Linked DNA regions of Homo sapiens: region 1 is linked to region 2. The links are chromatin loops, found by intact Hi-C in ENCODE. Cell type or tissue: K562. All regions are shown on one strand. Links, peaks and the distances in the headings refer to the core of each region. The heading gives the core; the rest is flanking DNA. Region 1 has its middle 27 kb from the start of SNORA63E. Region 2 overlaps LAMP3 (lysosomal associated membrane protein 3).

Region 1 (11,606 bases), core at 1,647-9,646, 360 kb after region 2:
AATAATTCAGCAATGGAAGTATTATAGCAAGTCCTATATAGGCTAGGACTATGGCTTATATTTCTGTGTTAGTGCCCCCTTCCCTTGGCAGAATGTTGGCTACAGAGATAAGGCTGACTAAATAATCCTAGTGGCTCAATGCAATTGCCTTGTGCATCTTACCATCTTCAAGGTACCCACATCAAGGGACAGTAAGTAAATGAGGATTAAGTGATAGGTAAGGCACCAAGCATCATGCCTGGTGCCCAGTAGATGAAAAAATGGGCCCTGGTGCTGAGTTATATGGCAACCTGCTCAGGCTGGAAAGGAGAAGACAAACCCTTCTACCTCTGGCTATTTTCATCATGGGTTCCCCCAGCTCCTGCTTTTCCTTTCTGGACCATGCTCCGTGTTGATTCATTCACCCAGATGTTTCCTGCTTCCTTGCATAAGAAGTATATGATGGTCACATTAGCTCTCACTACCAGAGATGGAAACTCTGGCACCCAAAAGAGGTCTCTTGCTGGGACTAGCTTCCCTAGACTCAGTCTCTTGGCCAGAATCTTCACTTGGCCAACTTAGACACTTTGAAATTCTTCTATCAGAGCTCTTACCTACAAAATATCTATGCAACAAAATGACAGCTTTTAAACAAAATGAAAGAGACTCTTTATATAAAGCCTCCCTGTGCAGAATAAATGAGGAGAAGCTCATAGTCCAGCACCTGGCTTAGGTAAGCTTCCTCTTATACCGTTTGGTCCTCCGAGATAAGAGAAAAGCCCCTGAGGGTTAGGCCATCAGATGGGGAAATGGCAGCCTCCATTCTTGTGCTAGAGAGGGTCCTTTAAAAGCTGTGCATAAATGGTTTACTTTTCTTTTCTGAAAGGAGAAGAAAAATGTAGATGGAAGCAAAACAAAAATACAGTTTCCTCATTTTATTATTTTAGATTTTTCTTTTATTTTTATTGATACCTAATCAATGTACATATTTTCTGGGTATATGCGATAATTTGATAGAGTCATATGATCAAATCAGGGTAACTGGGATGCCCATCACCTTAAATATTTGTCTTTTCTTTCTTCTCTTTCTTTCCTTCTTCCCTTCCCTTCCCCTTCCTTCCTTCCTTCTTTCCTTCCTTCCTTCCTTCCTTCCTCTCTCTCTTTCTGTCTTTCTCTTTCTCTCTGCCATACTCTGTCACCCAGGCTGGAGTGCAGTGGCACAATCATGGTTCACTGCAGCCTCAAACTTCCCAGGCTCAGGTGATCCTCTCACCTTAGCCTCCTGAGTAGCCAGGACCATAGGTGTGCAACACCATGCTCAGCTAATTTTTGTATTTTTAGTAAAGACAGGGTTTCACCATGTTGCTCAGCCTGGTCTCAAACTCCTGGGCTCCAGCAATCTGCCTGCCTTGGCCTCCCAAAGTGCTGAGATTATAGGCATGAGACACCTCACCCAGCTTTGTGTTTTCTTTATGCTAGGAACATTTGAATTATTTCCTTCTAACTATTTTCCTTATTTTAAACCTGTGTGGGAAGAGCAGCCTCTGCAGGTAGGATCTGTGAGGTCCCATTCCTCATAGTGGACAAGCAGGGAGATGCCAAATTTAGAGCAAAATTATTGATCTTGTCACAATTTTGTTTTCAAACTATATAACTTACCAAAAAATGTATTTTTTGATCAGGATAATTTAAATTCTCTAACATGTTAGGTTCACTTGTTAAGAGATCTCATTCAATTAGTGAAAATAAAACAGCAATTCTAGATAAAACAGTAAGCCCCAAAATTGAATTTCCCATGTCATTTAATGTCTACACATTATGAGCTATGAAGATGTCCTCTGAGAAGAGATATAATGCTTCCCAGTCCTTAACCTGATTTTCCCGACCTTTCCTACTTTTCTTGTCCTTACCTATTCACGCACTTTACATGTACTCTGATACATGGACTGGGAGTGTTCTAGAGAACGGGGATATGTCTTCCCAGCATATCACAGGACCTCGCCTGGGACCAGAATCATTCTGTTCATTTTCCAAGATCCAATTATCACTTGTAACCAAGGTGAATGCTTGGCAAGAGCCTGTGTCCTGGGTTTGGTTTTAAGGTAGGTGTTTTCCTCTTCTTCTATTATTAAGGCTGTTCATAACCTACGTAATCTGCTTTCTCCCCTTTGTGCTTATGAAAAGTTCGTTTTTGTCTAGGATGAAAACTATGGCAGCCAAATCTCCTCCAAAACTAAGTAATAGCACACCTGCCGTACCCACAGTACTTTTGAGACCCTCTAGTTAGTATTATTGTAATGTATTATTGTAATTACTATCAACAATAGTCATAACAAGTGCTATTTTTTCTTTTTTTCTTTCTTTTCTTTTCTTTTCTTTTTTTTTTTTTTTTTTTTGAGACAGAGTATCACTCTGTCACCCAGGCTGGAGGGCAGTGGCATGATCTCGGCTCACTGCAACTTCCATCTCCTGGGTTCAAGTGATTCTCCTGCCTCCACCTCCCAAATAGCTGGGATTACAGGTGCCCGCCATGCCCGGCTAATTTTTTTTTTTTTTCTAGTAGAGACAGGGTTTTACCATGTTGGTCAGGCTAGTCTTGAACTCCTGACCTCAAGTGACCCACCCGCCTCAGCCTCCCAAAGTGCTGGGATTACACGCATGAGCCACTGCACCTGGCTAACAAGTGCTATTTTTTAGTTCCCATTATGTGCCATGGACTGCACATCATATACATTTTTGCTAATCCTTACACCAACCCTACACAATAGATATTTTTATCCTAATGTTAGAGATAAGGAAACTGATGCTCAGAGAGCTTAAGTGACTTACCCAAGATCACACAGCTAGTAAGTGACAGAGTGAGAATCAGGTCTGACTGCACTCAGGTCTGACGGACTCCGAATTGCCTCCTCTTGCCACTGGGCAATGGGCCTTTGAGTTGTTCCCTCACATGTCTGTGAGGCCAGACCCTGAGTCTGAGATTCTGGGGTCCCCTCAGTGCTGCCAGCTCCTTAGTCCCTAAGACTGTTAGGACCACAGAGCCCATGGCCAGTGAATCCAGCAGGGGAATAAATATGCAGATGATATAAGACAGCAAAAATCAGCCCAGGGCTGGGACTGGAAGGCCTGAGTGAGGAAAGGAACCTGCTCTCTAGGAGTCAGGACACCCCGGTCCTGGCCCTGACTCAGCTCCCACAGGGCCTTCAGCCAGTCCCCACAGGGCCCACAGCCTGGTGGTCAATCACTGTCCCTGGTGGGATACCCTGTGAGCCGCACTTTACTCCCCAGAGAACAAGGGGCTTTGCCTGCAGGATGCTGTCTAAGCTTTTCTGGTTCTGAGAATTCTGGGATTCTTCCAGGAGCCCTGGGGGATGCCTGGTCAATAGGTAACTGTCTCTGCTGCCAGGAACCCAGGGCCTGGGGGGAGACAGGCGAGGGCACGCCCAGAGCAGCTGCAGTTTTTATCAGGAGAGACGTGTCACCCAAGGGCCTGGATAAGACTCCCCCACTTCCGCAGCCCTCCTCCTGCTTTGTCTCCTAGGATAGAATAGAGCACGATAGGATGAGGTGGGACAGATGAGGACTTCACACACTGTAAGGGTAAACATTGTTTCGTCTGCTTGTGTTTGAATTCTATAAATGTATTTCTGTGTTGGGTAAAATTTGCGTCTCCCTGAGGTTGCACTCTAAGGAGTATGGAAAACCTGGCTCTAGACTAACTGGGCCCCCCGTGGTGCTCCAGGCATCCCCACCCTCACCTGTGGCACCTGGAGCTCCTGCTGTCACCGGCCCAGCTGGGTCCTGTGTCTTTCTCTGGTTGTCAGGGCCTGCGCTGACAGTCCCCCCACAGGGAGGTGGAATCTGGGGTTGACAGGGCTGGGAGGATCCTTCCTCTTTCCAGGCTCAGGCAAATCCTCGCCTGGAGGCGGGGAATGGGCTAGATGACCCCTGAAACAGTTCAGTCCAGGGTCTGAGAGCCCCTCTGTGCCCAGCGCTGTGCCCCCTCCCCTTCCTACGCTTCCCTGCAGGGCCCGCGAGAGAGAGGGGAAAGCAGCTGCCAGCTCCAGGCAGTCATTTTACCCCAGGTGCCACTTACCCTGCGGAGGGGCTGGAACCAGCTAATCATTTTACCTGGAGGTGCCACTTACCCTGCAGAGGGGCTGGAATCAGCTAATCATTTTACCTGGAGTTGTCATTTACCCTGCGGAGGGGCTGGAGCTTGTCCGGTTTTCCAGTTCCTGTGTTGCCTGCCAGCCCTGTCTACCCCAGGCTGTGGGTGTCTATGGCTGACAAAGGCCCCTGAGCCAGGCCAACCCCAGCCTCCCAGGGGGTGGCTCTGTGGTCCCTAGCAGCCCCAGCATCATCCAGGGCACAGAGGCCATGGACCCTGGAGACACAGCCCTTCCTATTCATCCAGGGCACGGCTCCCTCTGTCCCTCCATCTCTCCCTCACAGAGCTTTCAGCAAGATAGATGGTCATTCTCCTGTCCTCACTGTTTGCTCCTGGCATAAGGGGACCCCGGGGCTGGATGACTTCCCTAAAGAGGAGTCTCTCAGGGTTTCCTCAGGTGCTCCGAAGTCCTGTCTGGAGGATGAAGGTGGGGGGCACATCCCTGAGGCAGACTCCCCGCTGCCCTCCCTCCACCCTTCACCGATTCCCCATGTATTAGTTTTCTACAGCTATGTAATCAGTTTCCCAAACCTTAGTAGCTTGAAGCAACAAACATTTATTATCTCACAGTTTCTGAGGGGCAGTTTAGCTAAGTGGCTCTAGCTCAGGGTCTCTCATGAGCAGCTTTCAGCCAGGGCTGCAGTTCTCAGACGCCTTGAGGATTAGAGAATCTGCTTTCAAGAAAGCCTCATACTTTCTTGCAAGGTAACAAATAAGTGCTGTAGATCACCTAAGAAAACAGTGCTGTATTACGCTTTGTTACCGAGAACCCGCAAAAGGACAGCCTGGATTATGCTAAACAATGCAAGGGAAGGGTAGGGCAAGTGGCCAAATCCCTGATGGTAGAGGACAAATTCCAAAGCAAAGAAAAGCTGGCAGGACCAATTTATGAATTGTGAAAGCCTAACATTAAGGCATTGTACCATTTTTCCTGCCACAGGATCAGCTATCTTGCAATCAATGGCCTCTAAGACTCAATAATCCCGGGATAGGACCAGCTGCAGTCACTCTAAGAGCTCCCTCTGGGAGGGGAGGCCTGGCAGGGAACCGTGAGGACACAACAGAGCTCTAGGTCTGGCAGTTGAGACAGGAGCTTCTTTCCTTTTAGGAAAATTACCCCAGGCTGTCCTTGGCGGCACCCCATCACTAGGAGTGTAACTAAGGAGCTTGTGGTCATCTTTTGTCCCCTCGTGGACACTTTTAAAAGTGCAGCCCGGCCGCGCACGGCGGCTCATGCCTGTAATCCCCAGCACTTTGGGAGGCTGAGGCAGGCGGATCATGAGTTCAAGAGATCAAGACCATGCTGGCCAACATGGTGAAACACCATCTCTACTAAAAATACAAAAATTAGCCAGGTGTGGTGGCACGTGCCTGTAGTCCCAGCTACTCGAGAGGCTGAGGGAGGAGAATCACTTGAACCTGGGAGGCGGAGGTTGCAGTGAGCCGACATCGCGCCACTGCACTCCAGTGTGGTGACAGAGTGAGACTCTGTCTCAAAAAAAAAAAAAAAAGTGCAGCCTTTCCTCCTGTATGAGAGTCTGTTAGGGTGGAAGTAAACTCAGAAGTCACCTTCAACCACTAGGGGGTTTTATGGCACAGGTCCCTGGCCTTGCACAGATCACAGAGTGAGTTAGTAATAAGTATTTCCAGATTTTTTTTTCATGGTGACTCTAAAGTTGTGACATGCTTGATCTAAAATCTTTGAATCATAGAAGCATGGACTTAGATGAGACCTGCGACATCACCTCACGGCATTCCATATACCCGCTCCCTGCAAGCAGCGATGGGCAGAGCAGAAGCGTTGCCAGCCTTGGAGACCCCCACACTTGCGTTCAGTCTTTACTCTGGGAAGTCTCTGAGCCTCAGTTTTCTCATCCATATAGCATCAATTTACTTCACAGAGTTCATGCAAGAATTAAACAAAATGGTGTACGTCAGAGACTGCAAACTCAAGTGCCTTCGGGACCAAGTAGGTCAGTGGACACTGGCAAACCAGACTTACAAGCCCTTTTCTTTTTTCTTTTTTCTTTTTTTTTTTTTTTTTGAGATGGAGTTTCACTCTTGTTGCCCAGGCTGCAGTGCAATGGAACGATCTTGGCTCACTGCAACCTCCGGCTCCCGCGTTCAAGCAATTCTCCTGCCTCAGCCTCCCGAGTAGCTGGGATTACAGGCATGCGCCATCACCCCTAGCTAATTTTGTATTTTTAGTAGAGACGGGGCTTCACCATGTTGGTCAGGCTGGTCTCAAACTCCTGACCTCAGACGATCCGCCAGCCTCGGCCTCCCAAAGTGCTGGAATTACAGGCGTGAGCCACCGCGCCTGGCTTACGAGCCCTTTTCTAAAGGGAACAGTACCTGTTCTTTTCTGTCCAGTGAAGTAGGGATATGACCCCTGTGTTGCCAATTTTAAAAAATATGGCAGAGTCCAAAAAGGTATCTATGGTTTTCATTGTTCAACCTCTGGCGTGTGTAAAGTGTCCAAGAGGTGATCAATAATGGTGGTGGTAATTACTGGGGTGGCAGCTCCTCAGGACCCCCACACTGCCCCACCCCTACCCATACATTTCTCCCGGTAGGTGTTGATATAGTAACATTCTTGGAGTGTCACTGTGTACCTGGCACTGTGCTAAGTGCTATAGATATAAAAACCAGCAAGAAAACAGCCCCCAGCCCCGTGGGCCTTCAGTCAAGTAAGGACAATTACAGCAGCTAACATGTGCGGTGCATTTACAATCTGTTGGGCGATGAGCTAAGCATTCCACGTGTACGATCTCGTCTAATCCTCACCCAAACTCTATGAGGCATAGTCTATTATTACTGTACTTTCAGGATGAGGTGACTTAGAGTGGAGGTGAGTAACAAAGCCGCAGCCTTTTCTAACCCTCAGCACATCTCCAGGCTTGCTTCCTGCTGAGGATTGCAACCCACCTCCCAGGGAGATGAAGTCTCTAAAATTGGAAATAAAAATTTCAGCACCTAATTTCTAGCTTGCATCTGAATTGCCACACGTTCTTTTACAGGTTTTTTTTTTTGTTGTTGTTGTTTTTTGTTTTTGTTTTTGAGACGGAGTCTTGCTCCGTAGCCCAGGCTGGAGTGCAGTGGTGCGATCTCCACTCACCGCAAGCTCCGCCTCCCGGGTTCACGCCATTCTCCTGCCTCAGCCTCCCGAGTAGCTGGGACTACAGGTGCCCGCCACCACGCCCAGCTAATTTTTTGTATTTTTAATGGAGACGGAGTTTCACCGTGTTAGCCAGGATGGTCTCGATCTCCTGACCTCGTGATCTGCCCACCTCGGCCTCCCAAAGTGCTGGGATTACAGGCATGAGCCACCGCGCCCGGCCTACAGGTTTTTAAAATAGTTTGTTGGTTTGCATTTAGCCATTGAAATTTTTATTAGTTTGTTTTTTAATGTGCTGGATCTCAGGTCACATGATTTTAGGCTGCCAACAAGATCTTTTCAAAAATTAACTGGGCTTCCTGGGGCACACTAACTTAAGAGTTCTGGCTTTTGTCCCCTTTTGCCCATCCCCACTAACACCAGCACTGATGTTCCCACTGTCACCAAGATGCTGAATGGATAAGCGGTCACATGATCAAAGTACTGCCTTCCACCTACACTGGGAATGAGTTGGGATCGTAGCTCCTGGAAAGGCTTCCCCAACAACCCTAGGGTGTGTGAGTAGGCAATTTGGAGAGTCAGCCCCAGCCCACCGTAATATGAGTGCCCAGAACAGGATCATGCCCAAGACAGAGCATGGATTTGGAGAACAAACTCAATATACGTTGGATTCATAAAAACATTGGGCTCAGGGTGGCAATTCCTTGCTGTTACGCACCTGCGAACATAGCTGACTTGGATTTGCAAGCCACAAGCTTAGGTGTGGAACATTTGTGAGTCTCTAGCATTTCTGAACCTGTCTTAAGAGCTATCACCTTACTCTGATGACATTCCAAGTGCTTACACAGGCCTCTGAGACTCCCTACCATGGCTCTGAATTTAGTCCGGCTACACAGGCCTCTTGACTGTTCCTTACTTATTTATTTATTTATTTTTGAGATGGAGTCTCACTCCGTCACCCAGGCTGGAGTGCAGTGGCGCAATCTCGGCTCACTACAAGCTCTGCCTCCCATGTTCAAGCGATCCTCCTGCCTCAGCCTCCCAAGTAGCTGGGACTACAGGGATGCCACAATGACCAGCTAAATTTTTGTGTATTTTTAGTTCAGACAGGGTTTCACCATGTTGGCCAAGCTGGTCGCGAACTCCTGACCTCAAATGACCTGCCCATCCTGGCCTGCCAAAGTGCTGGGATTACAGGCATGAGCCACCGTGCCCAGCCATGACTGTTCCTTAAATACACAGAAGCCTCCCACCTCAGAGCCTCATTAGCTCTTCCCTCTGCCTGGAGTAAGCTTCCCCAGATACTCTCAGGCCTCTCATGCTCTCTTCACTCAAGCCTCTGTTTAAGTGTCTCTATCAGAAAGGTTGGCTGTGTTCATCCTAGCTCAAGTAGCATGCATCACCCTTCCCCTGAGTTACTTTCTTTGGACATTTATCTCTACTTGTCATTATATTATATGCTTGTTTGATTCTTGCCTGTCTCTCTCTACTAGAATGTTAGCTCATGTGAGCAGAGGCTTTGTTTTGTTCACAGATGGACAGAAATCATGCCTGGCACGTAGTAGGCGCTCAATGAATATTTGTTGCATTGTTTCACAAAGACTCACCCCATTCCTTCTTTCACTAATGTCTACTTAGAACTCAGAACAAAATCTAAGGCATCATTTTTCCTACAGATTCCTCCAGTGACCTTTTCCCGGAATGTGACATTCTACCAGAATGCACTTTGACAATTAAAAACCTCAGCATTTCTTCCTAGACTAGTTTTGTCACTGTCCTAATCTTTTTCTTTTTTTTTTTTTTTTCTATTTCTGGCTTGGTCTCATGTTTCAGGGAAATTACTCAATAGATGCTCCTATTACTACATTTTTACTATGAAAGAATAGAATTTCGGCCAGGCATAGTGGCTCATGTCTGTAATCCCAGCACTTTGGGAGGCCAAGGCAGGCGGAGGCGGATCACCTGAGGCCAGGAGTTCGAGACCAGCCTGACCAACATGGCAAAACCCTGTCTCTACTAAAAATACAAAAATTAGCTGGGCGTAGTGGCAGGTGCCTGTAATCCCCGCTACTCAGGAGGCCGAGGTAGGAGAATTGCTTGAATCCAGGAGGTGGAGGTTGCAGTGAGCTGAGATCTCACCATTGCATTCCGGCCTGGGCGACAGAAAAAAACAAACAAACTCAAAAAAACAAACTAACAAAAAAACTCAAAAAACTCAAAAAAAAACCTCAAAAAACTCAACAAAACAAACAAACTAACAAAAAAACAAAGAACAGAATTTCACCAACAAAAATCCTGTTTATCTAAGGCCAGACTTACAGATTTCTCTGCGCAGTCAGGTTTTCCCTCTGCCTTCTGTGTATTGCCGCTTTGTTAAATCAAGATGATATGGTTTGGCTGTGTCCCCACCCAAATCTCATCTTGAATTGTGGCTCCATAATCCTCAGGTGTCATGGGAGAGACCTGGTGGGAGGTAATTGAATAATGGGGGTAGGTTTTTCCCGTGCTGTTCTCGTGATAGTGAGTAAGTCTCACAAGATCTGATGGTTTTATAAAGGGCAGTTCCCCTGCACAGGCACTCCTTCCTGCTGCCATGTAAGACATGTCTTTGTTCCTCCTTCACCTCCTGCCATGATTGTGAGGCCTCCCCAGCCATGTGGAACTGTGAGTCCATTAAACCTCTTTCCTTTATAAATTACCTAGTCTCGGGTATTTCTTCACAGCATATGAAAATGGACTAATACACCAGGCTTTGCCACCCTCATCTCCCCTCACCCCTGCCCTGTCTGCCCAGGTCAGTGCCCTCCAGCCTTGTACCTTTCAGATATGGGTTGTGACCTGTGACCCATTTAGTGGGTGATGAAATTAATTTGGTGGCTTGTGAACAGCATTTTAAGAAAAAAATAGAATAGGAAATACAGAAAATGTGTTTCTTATTGTGATACATGTTCAAGAAAGTTTGAAAGCACTGCTCTGGCCTGTATGGGTCAAAGAAGCTTTAGTACTATTTTTCTCTTTAGTTGCCTTCAGCAGATTCTAGAAGAAGGGGCTTCGGCACTCCTGGCCTCGCACAGTGGGCCTGTGGTGGATTGTAGAAAATGGTCAGTTCTCTTTTAAAATGCTGCCAACAGCAGCGCAGGTGGTGGGCACACCTGTTCTTTTAACTGTATCTGTTTCATAAGGTAAGTATACCTGGGACACTGAAACTCTCAGTACCAACACTCCACTCATACCCTGCGCTCAGAGACTTCACCAAACCATCGCATGGCTTCTAGCAGCCTGAGGCCACGTCCCTGGGATGGCCCAGCCCCCTTTTGAGTTGCTGTCTGGGAAAGCTTAAGGCTGTCAAAAGAATTGAGTTTGTTCCACCAACATCTGACAACAGGCCCCTGATCTTGCTTTTTTAGAGCATTTACTAAAAAAAGGAGGCTTACCATTGTGAATCCTTCCTCTGTTGCTCTGAGCTACTATGTATGTGTTGCCTACAGCTCAGGGGTGTCTTTCTCAAGGACCTGAAAGCCATTCCCCTCAAGGTAATTATCAGGAAGGAGAGAGGATCCTAGCTTCGAGAACTGCCAGCTAGCAGACACAGCTGGTCTCATCATATTGACTCTGCCCAACACTTTGTCATTTTTCACTTCCCTGACTCTACCTGAACCTGCTCGCTCCACCTCCTGCCTCCCTTATTCTCCCTTTAAAAGGCCCAGTCAGCATCTCTGCACAAATCAGAATAGAGCTCAGCTCTTTCCGCTACTGTCAGCAGTTACTGAATAAAATTTGTTTTCACTGCTTTAACTAATGTCCAGCTTGTTTATTTTTATTTTTAAACCATATACGTACACATGCACACGCGCACACACACACACTTCTTCTCAAGACAAACATTGCTTCTCAGAGATAGCTGATTCTTGTCATCCTCATAATCTAGAGTATCTTCCCTTCCTATGTTTAAGTTATAAGTAAAGTTTTAACTGTTCCAGTCTGGTCTTTGATGTTCCTTAGGAAATTAAATGAAGAGTTGTGTATGGGACTCTTTCCTTACAGGGAAGAGTTGGGGCTATGAGGTCCAAATTTCCGTGCCCACTGGGAGCTTCTCCTTCCACTGCCAAACGTGGAGGAACCAGGATTCGTGTTACAAAGGGAGATTTCCAGTTGTCTTACACATCAAAGGCCACCCCCTTTTCCCTCTACCCAGCTTTAACTTTCCCAAAGAATTTATAAGCAGGAAGTCTCATATTCTCTATCCAGGCAGATGAGTAGAGATGGTTGGGCATGGGTTTCAAGGCAGCGTTTCATGTGGGAATCAATAACAAAGCAGACATCTGAATGTGCAAAGAG
Region 2 (11,606 bases), core at 1,723-9,722:
CTGCGCCTGCTGTTTCCCTGCCCGTGCGCACTGACTGCGCCTGCTGTTCCCCTGCCCGTGCGGACTGGCTGCACCTACTGTTCCCCTGCCCGTGCGCACTGGCTGCACTTGCTGAAACCCTGCTAACCCCAATTTCCCGATTCTCCTGCCTCAATCAGGCCCAGCATGTGTTCAGCTGCATTTTCATACTAGTTCTCAGCCTGGCAAGGAGGAGAAGAGGTGAGGCAACTCCTGAGGGGTCACCTCTTGCCTTGTGAGAGAGGCTTCAGTAGCATCTTCCAGAAAACTGATGTGCTAGCACGAAGTAGGGAAGGCTGGGCTACATCTGAAATCCCAGAGGCTCTGGGCTTTTGCAGAGTCAAATATCACTGGCGGAATCCATCTCAGTGCCCCTGAGCTATGGTTCAGGATCCCGGATTTCCCCACCAGGGCCCTGCACTTTGTATACCAGACCTGCCTGCACCAGACACTCAAATCTCTTTGAGGCTCTGTAGACTTGCAATTTTTTTTTTTTTTTTTGAAACAGGGTCTTGCCCTGTCACCCAGGCTGGAGTGCAGTGGTGAGATTACTGCTCACTGCAGCCTTGATCTCCTGGGCTCAAGCTATCCTCCCACCGCAGCCTCCCGAATATCTGGGACCACAGGTGAGCACCACCATGCCCAGCTAATTTTTTAACTTTTTGTAGAGACAGGAGTCTCTCTATGTTGCTCACGCTGGTCTCAATCTCCTGGGCTCAAGCAATCCTCCCACCTGAGCCACTCAAGGTGCTGGTATTACAGGCATGCGCCATCAAGCCCAGCTTGCAATTAGATTTTTGACCAGCTGTTCAAAACCGAGTCTGTCTTGCCACTGCGGAAGATAATGCCTGTTTTGTAAGCTGCTCCCAAGGCTCTCCTACTCTCATATTTGGTGATTCACTGCTTGTTAACAGCCCTCAGTCTGTTATTCCCCTGCAGGGCCATCAACACAATTTAGTAGGACAGCCCATTCTGCTGTCTTGGTAGGCATTGTTCTCCCATATTGTTAAATGCTTGTGAAATCACACCTGCTACAGCATTCCCCTCCAAAAGCATCTTTTCTCAGGTCACCACCAATGAAATCGTTAGCAACTGAGCTGCCACCCAGGTCCAGGAACTATCTGCGTCCACCTATCAACCAGGACAGTATCCCCTCATCTGCTGGGTGATGGGTGAGCCAGTTCCAAATCCCCTTCCTACTGCCTCTTTTCTTGGGGCACTTTCAGCACCACTTACGTTAGTCTGGGACTTTAAAGAAAAAGATGCCAAGATGGGATTAACCATGCCAGACTTTATCAGGTGAAAAGTCTGTGGGAGAAAATGGTGAGGGAGCCAAGGTGCTGGAGAGTTTTCAGACCATGATGCCAGCTTGAACTTGCATGAAGGAGAAAGGGAAAGAGCACTGGGCAGAAGCATTTCTGCCGTGCAGTCTGGGGAAGTTCTGGCAGTTGAGAAGTTCTCAAGCCAAAGTCAGCTGTCAGATGAGGACAATGTGTCCCGGGAATGGTTTCACCTTAGTATCCCTGCATGCTCAGTCATTGTCTGGGAGCTGCCTGTGGAAGATGCTTGTGGCTTTGGGGCAAACGTGGCAATAGCTCTCTCTCTTTTTTTTTGAGATGGAGTCTCGCTCTGTCACCCAGGCTGGAGTGCAGTGGCACTATCTTGCCTCACTGCAACCTCCGCCTGCCAGGTTCAAGCAATTCTCCTGCCTCAGCCTACTGAGTAGCTGGGATTACAGGTGTGCACCACCATGCCTGGCTGACTTTTTTTTTTTGAGACAGTCTCACTCTGTTGTCAGGCTGGAGTGCAGTGGCACTATCTTGGCTCACTGCAACCTCCGCCTCCTGGTTTCAAGAGATTTTCCTGCCCCAGCCTCCCGAGTAGCTGGGACTACAGGTGTGCACCACCACACCCAGCTAATTTTTTTATTTTTAGTAGAGACGGGGTTTCCCCATGTTGGCCAGGATAGTCTCGATCTCTTGACCTTGCGATCCACCCGCCTCCGCCTCCAAAAGTGCTGGGATTACAGGTGTGAGCCACCGCGCCCAGCCGGTAATGTCTTTTAAAACTGTCCAATTAAAAGTGTCCATCCAATAGCTAGTGAAGCTACAGAGGCAGGTGAGTATAGAACAAGCTTATAATCAGAGCTATCTTAACAGGAAGTGTGGGTAGGGACTCCTGGCAGGTGGTGAGAATAGATGGAGGCCAGGAGATCCTGCTGCCTTGAAAGATTCCTCTTGCTAATCTTGTGCTCAGGCCTAAAACCTCACACATAAAACTTTATGCCTTTGTTTTGTTGTCGATGTTGAGACAGAGTCTCACTCTGTCACCCAGGCTGGAGTGCAGTGGCGCTATCTCAACTCACTGTAACCTCCGCTCCCTGGGTTCAAGCAATTCTCATGCCCCAGACTCCCGAATAGATGGGACTACAGGTGCGTGTCACCATGCCCAGCCAATTTTTGTATTTTTAGTGGAGATGGGGTTTTGCCATATTGGCCAGGCTGATCTCGAACTCCTGGCCTCAAATGATCTGCTTCCCTTGGCCTCCCAAAGTGCTGGGATTACAGGTGTGAGCCATTGCACTTAGTCGAAGCTTTATGCCTTTGGATTAAGGTAATGTCTTTTGACAAAATGCACGTGGCCTTGGGAGGGATAAAAGACGACTCCACAATGGGTTACTAACACATGATAATGAGCCAGGATTGGTGCTTCATGCCTGTAATCCCAGCATTTTGGGAGGCAGAGGTGAGTGGATCATTTGAGCCCAGAAATTTAGACCAGCTGGCGCAACATAGCAAGACCACGTATCTACAAAAAAAAAAATTAAAAATTAGCTGGGTGTGATAGCACGCACCTGTAGTCCCAGCTACCTTCGAGGCTGAGGTGGGAGGATCGCTGGAGCCTGGGAAGTTGAAGCTACTGTAAGCCGTGATCACACCACTGCATTCCAGCCTGGGTGACAGAGCGAGACCCTGTCTCAAAATAAAATAAAATAAAATAAAAAATTTAAAAAATGGCTGTGCACGGTGGCTCGACCCTGTAATCCCAGCACTTTGGGAGGCTGAGGAGGGTGGATCACCTGAGGTCAGGAGTTTGAGACTACCCTGGCCAACATGGTGAAACCCCGTCTCTACTAAAAATACAAAAATTAGCTGGCCATGGTGGTGCACACCTGTAATCCCAGCTACTCAGGAGGCTGAGGCAGGAGAATTGCTTGAACCCAGGAGACAGAGGTTGCAGTGAGCCGAGATTGTGCCGTTGTACTCCAGCCTGGGTGACAGAGTGAGACTCCGTTTAAAAAAAAAATGGAATTGAGTGAGTGAATAACATTGTTGGGGTCAGCCAAAGCATGTTGGGGTGGGGTGGTGGGGCTGGTGGAGGTATGAGGAAGTTAGAAGAATACATGAGCACTTAAGAAGAAAGTTTGCCAGGACAGCATGAGGGAATATCTGGAAAGCAAAAGAGATTTTATAATTTTGATAACAGAATTTATTTCACAATTTTATCTTTAGTCAATCTTGGTCTTAATATAAAACTAGTTAAGTTAAAAACAAAATAAAACATCTCTTTTTTTTTTTTTTTTTTTTTTTTTTTTTGAGACAGAGTCTCACTCTGTTGCCCAGGCTGGAGGGCAGTCCTACGATCTTGGCTCACTGCAACCTCACCTCCCAGGTTCAAATGATTCTCCTGCCTCAGCCTCCCAGACAGCTGGGATTACAGGTGCCCACCACCATGCCTGGCTAATTTTTATATTTTTAGCAGAGATGGGGTTTCACAACATTGGCCAGGCTGGTCTCAAACTCCTGACCTCAGGTGATCCAACTGCCTCAGCCTCCCAAAGTGCTAGGGTTACAGGTGTGAGCCATGGCACCTGGCCTAAACATCTCTTATTTATGCCTGCCAACACTTGACCAAAATTGGCATCTCTTGGAGGCACTAAGGTGGGGTGAAGGGACTTGTTGATGAGCGAGGGGCTGGAGTATTATAAAATGAAACTCTTTTTTCATTGGCAGAGATTCTTCTTCCATTCTTTTTATAGTTTATATTCCTTTTACTTAGTGGGCAGAGGGAAACCTCACAGCAAATCATCCTAGAGAACCAAGACCCGGGTCAGGAAGGAGTGGCTCATGTATTTGTGTCCTCAGACCTTCTTGGCCTTCAAGCTTAGAGCCCCAAACAGGAGTCCAGAGGGGGGATCTAGGACCTTACAAAGCAAGAAAAGTGTGAGAAGAACAAAGGTGGGGCAGATTGGGTAGGGGCTGGAGCCATCCTGGCTACTTTCTTTTAGGAAGGTGAAGCCGTGACGTCAGTGCTGTAGACCAATGGGTCAACACCAGACCCTGTGGTCAATGGACCTTCATCACCAGGGATTGGGAGGCTGTGCTCCTGAGGAGGTGCTACACCTGGGGCAGGGTTGGAAGCAGGCTGGAAAGGGCCTTGCTCTCATCATCCCTTGTATATGTTCCTATTAATCCACTTATCTTAGTATATATACTGGAATTTATTTACTGAAGTTCCCTCCAAAAAGTAAACCACGAATTCCACAATGTTCACCTTGACAGTAGGCACCTGAGGTAGGCAGCATCCACGCTGCCTCCAGGGGTTCCTCCCTCTCCCGGCGCTGTGGTTGGAAGGTGTCCCCCAAACCATATGTTGGAAACTTAATCTACAATGCAACAGTGTTGAGAAGCGGGACCTTTAAGAGGCAGTGGGGTCATGATGGCTCTGCCCTCGTGGATGGATTAATGCTATTATTACAAGTGTGGGGCCCCCTCTTGCTCTCTCTTCTGTGTCCTCGCACCATGTGATGCCTTTTACCATGTTACAAGGCAGCAAGAAGATGCACATCAGATTTGGCCCTTCCATCTTGGACTTCCCAGGCTCCAGAACCATGACCAAATCAACTTCTATTGCTTGTAAGTTATCAAAAAATCTGTGGTATTCTGTGATAATGGCACAGAATGGACTAAAATCTGATATTCGAGCCCTTGTGTAGTCCCCTTCCACAGTGTACCAGAGATGGTTTGTGTGAACCATAAACAGACATGCGATAGTATGTTTCTTCTGTGATTAGGTTATAAAAATATGACGGCTTTCATCTTGGTCAGTCTCTCTCTCTCTCTTTTTTTTTGAGATGGAGTCTCGCTCTGTCGCCCAGGCTGGAGTGCAGTGGCATGATCTCGGCTCACTGCAACCTCTGTCTCCCGGGATCAAGCGATTCTTCTGCCTCAGCCTCCCGAGTAGCTGGGACTACAGGTGCACACCACCATGCCCAGCTAATTTGTTTGTACTTTTAGTAGAGACGGAGTTTCACCATATTGGCCAGGTTGGTCTCAAACTCCTGACCTCGTGACCTGACTGCCTCGGCCTCCCAAAGTGCTGGGATTACAGGTGTCAGCCACCGCTCCCAGCCCTCTCTCTCTTTCTCTCAGATCACTATGGGTAACTAATATAGGACCTCTTATTTATCTCAGCTCCTACAAGAGTATCTGGCATTTAGCAAATCCTTATCAATGCTGATCAAATGAATGAATGAACAAACGTGGCGACATTTAAGCAAACTAGTAATGCAGTCAGTCTAAGCTAAGAGTTGAGACATTTCATATGTAACTTTAATGTGGTTTATCTTCTCAGGAATTCCTACCAAGTGATAATGTGGCAATGGAGAATAGAATGAAACAAATTATAGAAAGATGATTTAACTTATTGATCGGAGCAAAAACCTAAGATGATTGTAAACAAAATTTATACAGCACAAAAATGAATCATAAAAAATAAATGACATGCACAAATCTCCAAAGTAAGTTTTTATTACAAAAACCTTTACTACAATTCAATGTTTTATTAAGACTAAAGTCAGGACCTTGCCAACTTACTGAGTCATAAGGAAACACATGAGGAAAGTCAACATGGTCTCTAGGCTGACTTGAATTATTCCTTGACTAAGAATTCTAGGGTTATGTGGACTTTTCTGTTAACATCCTGACTTAGTTCCTTTCTTTAGCAGCAAAAAAAACAGCAGAAATAAAATTCTTGGCAGGCTGCTCTACAGAATAAAGTGAACAATAGGAAATATGGATATGAAGTGCAGAAGCAGCAAGTTACCACAAGATGGGGCTATACACTCAAGAAAGAACAGTTGGTTAGCGAAGTTTCTCTATTATCAAAAAAATTTAAAAATACTTTGAGTTTATTTGATGCCTTCATCTTTACAGCCCAGCTAAGCAATCCCATAAAAATGAGCAACTGACTAATGTTTTACAAAGCCCCTCAGTCTCCTTCCAGAGAGTGGAGGATTTATTAAGGATAGGCTATTTTGTTATCTGCAAAGCTCTCCTTTCATCTACCCTAATGTCTCATGATCCTGGATAAACCCATTTCCCTGTAAGGTGAGCGTATGCTGGTATGAGGTGTGAGCCTTCAGGCAGAGTGTGGTGTCATTGTTCTTGTAGGTAACTTGGTGTAGGGAGAAGACCAAAGACCTTGATGTCAGACCAACATGAATTCAAGCTCTGGCTCTGCCATCAGTTAGCCAGGTGACATTTAAGTGATTCAGTTCCCTTAAGTCTCAGTTTACTCATTCACCTATAAGTTGTGAGAATGAAATGAGATATAGATAAAGTGCTTAGCCTAGACTCTGGCACTTTGTTAATAATTAAGGGCCATTATTATTGTCTCTTGCTTATTGTTTAGTTCTACCATCTGTAGCCACCTAATTCTTAGTCTAGCGATTCTGGAGCAGGAGTCATCAAGATAAAAAATATAAGCTGATTTGTTCTTTTTGTTGGTTTTACATAAAAACACTTAGACAACCTGAGATATGTTGTTCTTTTTGATGATTAAAAAAAACATTTAAGGCCGGGCGCAATGGCTCATGCCTGTAATCCCAGCACTTTGGGAGGCTGAGGTGGGTGGATCACCTGAGGTCAAGAGTTCAAGACCAGTCTGGCCAACATGGTGAAACCCCGTCTATAATAAAAATACAAAAATTAGCCAGGCGTGGTAGTGTGTGCCTGTAATCCCAGCTACTCGGGAAGCTGAAGCAGGAGAATCACTTGAACCCGGGAGGCGGAGGTTGCCATAAGCCGAGATCGTGCCACTGTACTCCAGCCTGGGTGACAAGAGTGAAACTCCGTCTCAAAAAACAAAAACAAATTTAAAGTGGAAAAGGAGTTAAGTGCTACACCAGGAATATGTATGTTACATGAAACCATAAAACACAGATAGTAAAAGCACTGAAAGTCCATTTGATAACAAAGCAAAGGCTTTGTTAAGATCAAGGGTAAAATAAAATCTTCAATGCACACACAGTAGTATTAGTTACAATTGACCCTTGGTTTATAATTTGAAGGCTTATTCTACTTTACATATATTATGTTAATTCAACATATCTCAAATGTTGACTTTGAGTGGCTAAAATATTCTAAAGGAAACTAGAAAATAAACAGCTCACTATATCTTTCATAAAATAAACAAAAAGTATTTAGAAATTGATGTGCTGCCTGAACTTAAATCACACATGACTCACTTCATTTGAATAGAAGATGGTGGTTTACATTGTTTGAAGGACCCACACTCTGAGGGAATTTCCCAACATCCATCCTGGAAGGGATGAAAGAGTTCTCTAAATTCCATTATTTTCATTCCCCCCGGGCAACAATTAGATTCTCTGGTATCCAGATGATTGACACCTTAGGCGGATTTTATAGACACCCATACCCATAAGGCAGAGACCAACCACGATGGCCCCAATCACAGGAAGCACAATTGTGTAGTCAGACGAGCACTCATCCACTAAGAGAGAAAACAAATACAATACAGTGGGTAAGGTTTGGTGATGCAGTCCAGAAAGCAGGCTAGAGGGGAAAGAAGATGAGCTTTGGCATCAAACAAAGCTTGACTTTTAACTCCACCATTAACTAGCTTTGTGACCTTGGGCAGGTAATTTACCCTTGCAATTTCCTAATTTATAAAGTAAGCAAATAATATGTAAGACTGTCAGAAGATTAAATAACCATATTTTCTTAGTAATTAACATTCAATAATCATAATCCTTATTTCCTGAACTGAGTAAGAAGTCACTCCAGGCATACTCCCTGCTAAGTGGGATATGCTTACATAAAAGAGACCAGCCGGGCACAGTGGCTCACGCCTGTAATCCCAGCACTTTGGGAGGCCGAGGCGGGCGGATCATCTGATGTCGTGAGTTTGAGACCAGCCTGACCAACATGGAGAAACCCCATCTCTACTAAGAATACAAAATTAGCCGGGCGTGGTGGCACATGCCTGTAATCCCAGCTACTCGGGAGGCTGAGGCAGGAGAATTGCTTGAACCCGGGAGGCAGAGGTTGCGGTGAGCCGAGATCACACCATTGCACTCCAGCCTGGGCAACAAGAGCGAAACTCCATCTCAAAAACAAACAAACAAACAAACAAAAAACATTTGTGTGACCAGTGACCAGATTACAGATGATCTCTTGAGAAACATGATTTTTATCCACTTTATAAAACATTTTTGTCACTCCTAAGGTTCTATTGTATTACTTTTAGCTAATATTAGAAAACAGACCAAATTATTTATGAGAGCTTAAAAGTGAGAGTTTACAAACTTATCAAGACTGTTTTTTCTTTATACCATTAGAAAACGCTTACTCAATTCATTTAATGTAATTGATTGGGTCAGAGACTAATAAATCTCAACCGAGGAAAGACGGAGGGGTCTGGGGTAAAAGGGGAAGTTGATAGAATACTCTAATGAAGAGACTGGGAGAAAAGAGCAAATAAATGAAGAACCATGTCTTAGTCATTATAGCTAAAAAGATACATGTGTGAGGTCATTGTACGAACTAACACTGAAATTATGTCCTGAACCAAGGATCACCATCAACCCAATTCAGTGTACCTGAGATCTGAGAAAAAAAGTATCAGAAGAGGTCAGAGAAGACAGAGTGGCAATTAATTAAAGATTCCAGGAAAAAGAAAATTTGGACAAGAAAGAAACTGTGATTGTAGTACACGATTTGGCTTGACAGCAGACAATATTTATAAAACTATAATAATGTGTGCCTTAATACCTTACTGATTTACCCAAAAATAGTTGTGTAACCACAAATCTTTATGTGCTATAGCAGGAAGTCTAAAATGGATCAATTAGGAACTATCATGATAAGCTTTTATTTTTTAGAGTTATGGAGATAGCAATCAGAAGAAATTGTTAAAATTAGTTAAAAGTATCTTGTATCTTGGGGCAGGGAGGCAGAGGGACAGAGAAATGTTGCTTTCCATGATAAGACCTTTTGGAGTACATGAAACTTTGTTACTTATATATGTTTCTCTTTTTTTGCAGCCTGGAACTCCTGACTTCAAGCCATCCTCCCACCTCATCCTCTTGGGACTAGGGGTGTGTGCTACCATGCTGGGCCAATTTTTTATTTTTTACAGATGGGGTCTTGCTATGTGGCCCAGGCTGGTTTCAAACTCCTGGGCTGAAGCAATCCTTGACTTCCCAAAGTGCTGGGATTACAGGCGTGAGCCACCACACTTGGCCTATATTTCTTAAACGAAAAAAGAACTTTGACAAGTTAAGGAATTAAAATGAGTGGGAAAAAATACAAAAAGTTAAAACAAAATGTAATGCACACACCTGTTGACCCAATAATTCTATCTCTAGGAAATTATCCCAAAGATATATTCATACACTATGCAAAGGTATATTACAGCACTGTCCATTTTATGAGACAATTTAAATATACGTAAAAACTAAAATAGTATTCAGACAATAGAAAATAATATAGCCATTAAAAAGAACGTGGTAGGTCTCGGTGTTCTGTAACAGAAGTTCCTTAAGCTCCGTGAAGTATCATGTGAACCCAAACCCATGTGCTTGTGGGTCCAGTGTGAAAAGATACACCAAAAACTGGCAGGAGGACTGGGAAGGAAGTGGAGGGCAACTTTTACTCTCTCTTGTTAAGCTATTAAATTATTTAACATTGTTTAAACATTTCTAAAATGCAAAAGAGTACACAAAGAAAAGAAGTGACTGATCCAATCACCCCATTTCTTCTATTTGAATCAATCACTATAAACCTTTTTGGGCATGTAGTTCCTCTGTGAATGTGTGTGTGTGTGTGTGTGTGTGTGTGTGCACACGTGTGCATGTGTGCAAACTCACGTGCATGCTTAAAGCAAAATCACTCTATTTTAAATAGTCTATTCTCATTATAAATAACTAAAATAATAGAGAAAAAGCACAAACAAAAAAGTAAAACCAATTACCCCAAGACCATCCACCAAGAAATGTCATTGCTAATATGGAGAAACATTATTTCAGGCCTCTTTCTTTAGAACTACAAGGATAGATAGGTTAGAAAAATAAATAGAAATACTTTTATTAAGATAGGATCATACAAGTACTATTTTATTACATTTGTTAATTTCAATTTTACTTGTGTTTAATAGGATAAAAGAACTTGAAGGAATTATCACAAACCAATGTTTCTTTGTCATGGGAAATATTGGTTCATAAAGGGTCCCTTTAGAGTTCTAAAAAGAGATTATGAAGTATGCATTAAACAATTATGAAATACATTAAGAGGTTATGAAATAAATTGGACTTGTGTTTACTAAACTTCGTTTCCAGTTTAAACATTATCTATTGATACTGTTTTGAAAGAGTAGCACTAACAGAGTCCCTTCCATCTCCCCTCTCTTCAACTCCCCCAATTTTTTTTTTGAGACAGGGTCTTGCTCTGTTGCCCAGGCTGGGGGGCAGTGGTGCGATCATAGCTCACTGAAGCCTCCAGCTCCTGAGGTCAGCCATCCTCCCACCTCAGCTTCTCAAGTAGCTAGTAGTACAGGCAAATGCCACCCCACTCAGCTACTTTTTAACTTTTTTGAAGAGATGGGGTCCTTACTATGTTGCTCAGGCTGGTCTTGAACTCCTGGCCTCAAGTGATCCTCCAACCTCGGCCTCCCAAAGTTTCAGGTGTGAGACACTGTGCCCAGACAACTCCAAATTTTGAATAGTTATGTCACTGTTTTTAACATTGTCTATGTTTTTTTTTTCTTTTTTAAAAAGTAAACTGATTTTATTGTGAAATTCTCATAGATGGAAAATTAAATCAAACATTTATTCTGTCCATTTCATTTTATAATAACCTTATCACTGATTTTTGTACCATGCATTTCAATGGCCTGTTAAATGAAAAATGTTTTAAAAACTTTTAATTTTTGATGTTTTTAGCTTAAATTTTTTCATTAAGAAGCCCACAGTGCCAGCAGCCGCCCCCCAAGCCCTGTGTGAACAACGTTTTGGTTGCTATTTCAACTTAAGGAAACAATCTTTGACCTTGATCCATTGTCCAGGTTTATGACACTTCAATTCTATTTGATAACTATCATTCCTGTAGTCTTTAAAATGTGTTCTGACTGGCTGGGCACGGTGGCTCACGCCTGTAATCCCAGCACTTTGGGAGGCTGAGGCAGGTGGATCTCAAGGTCAGGAGATCGAGACCATTCTGGCTAACACAGTGAAACCCCGTCTCTACTAAAAATATGAAAAATAAAATAAAATAAAAAAATAACCAGTT

Evidence for each region. Peaks named below come from ENCODE experiments on the same cell type or tissue, not always from the same donor. Only the 100,000 strongest peaks of a DNase experiment are listed, where the experiment ranks them.
Region 1: a loop joins it to region 2, with 8 times the contacts of the local background. A loop is called at or near these places in 2 of 110 quality-filtered maps.

Annotation. Positions count from the first base shown.
Region 1 is chr3:183,474,812-183,486,417 of GRCh38, forward strand. No RefSeq gene overlaps it. Among named protein-coding and RNA genes, the nearest start is that of SNORA63E, 27 kb to the left of the region's middle. RefSeq lists enhancers at 3,388-3,923, 5,620-5,669. In K562, for the core only: CTCF peaks have their summits at 5,338 and 5,732; a DNase peak (open chromatin) is centred at 5,310.
Region 2 is chr3:183,116,403-183,128,008 of GRCh38, forward strand. It overlaps LAMP3 (lysosomal associated membrane protein 3), which reads right to left. Exons shown (of 6, transcript NM_014398.4): 6 at 5,813-7,812. The coding sequence ends at 7,679. Among named protein-coding and RNA genes, the nearest start is that of MCCC1, 23 kb to the left of the region's middle. In K562, for the core only: a CTCF peak has its summit at 6,123 (motif pointing right); a DNase peak (open chromatin) is centred at 6,099; H3K27me3 peaks cover 18 bases.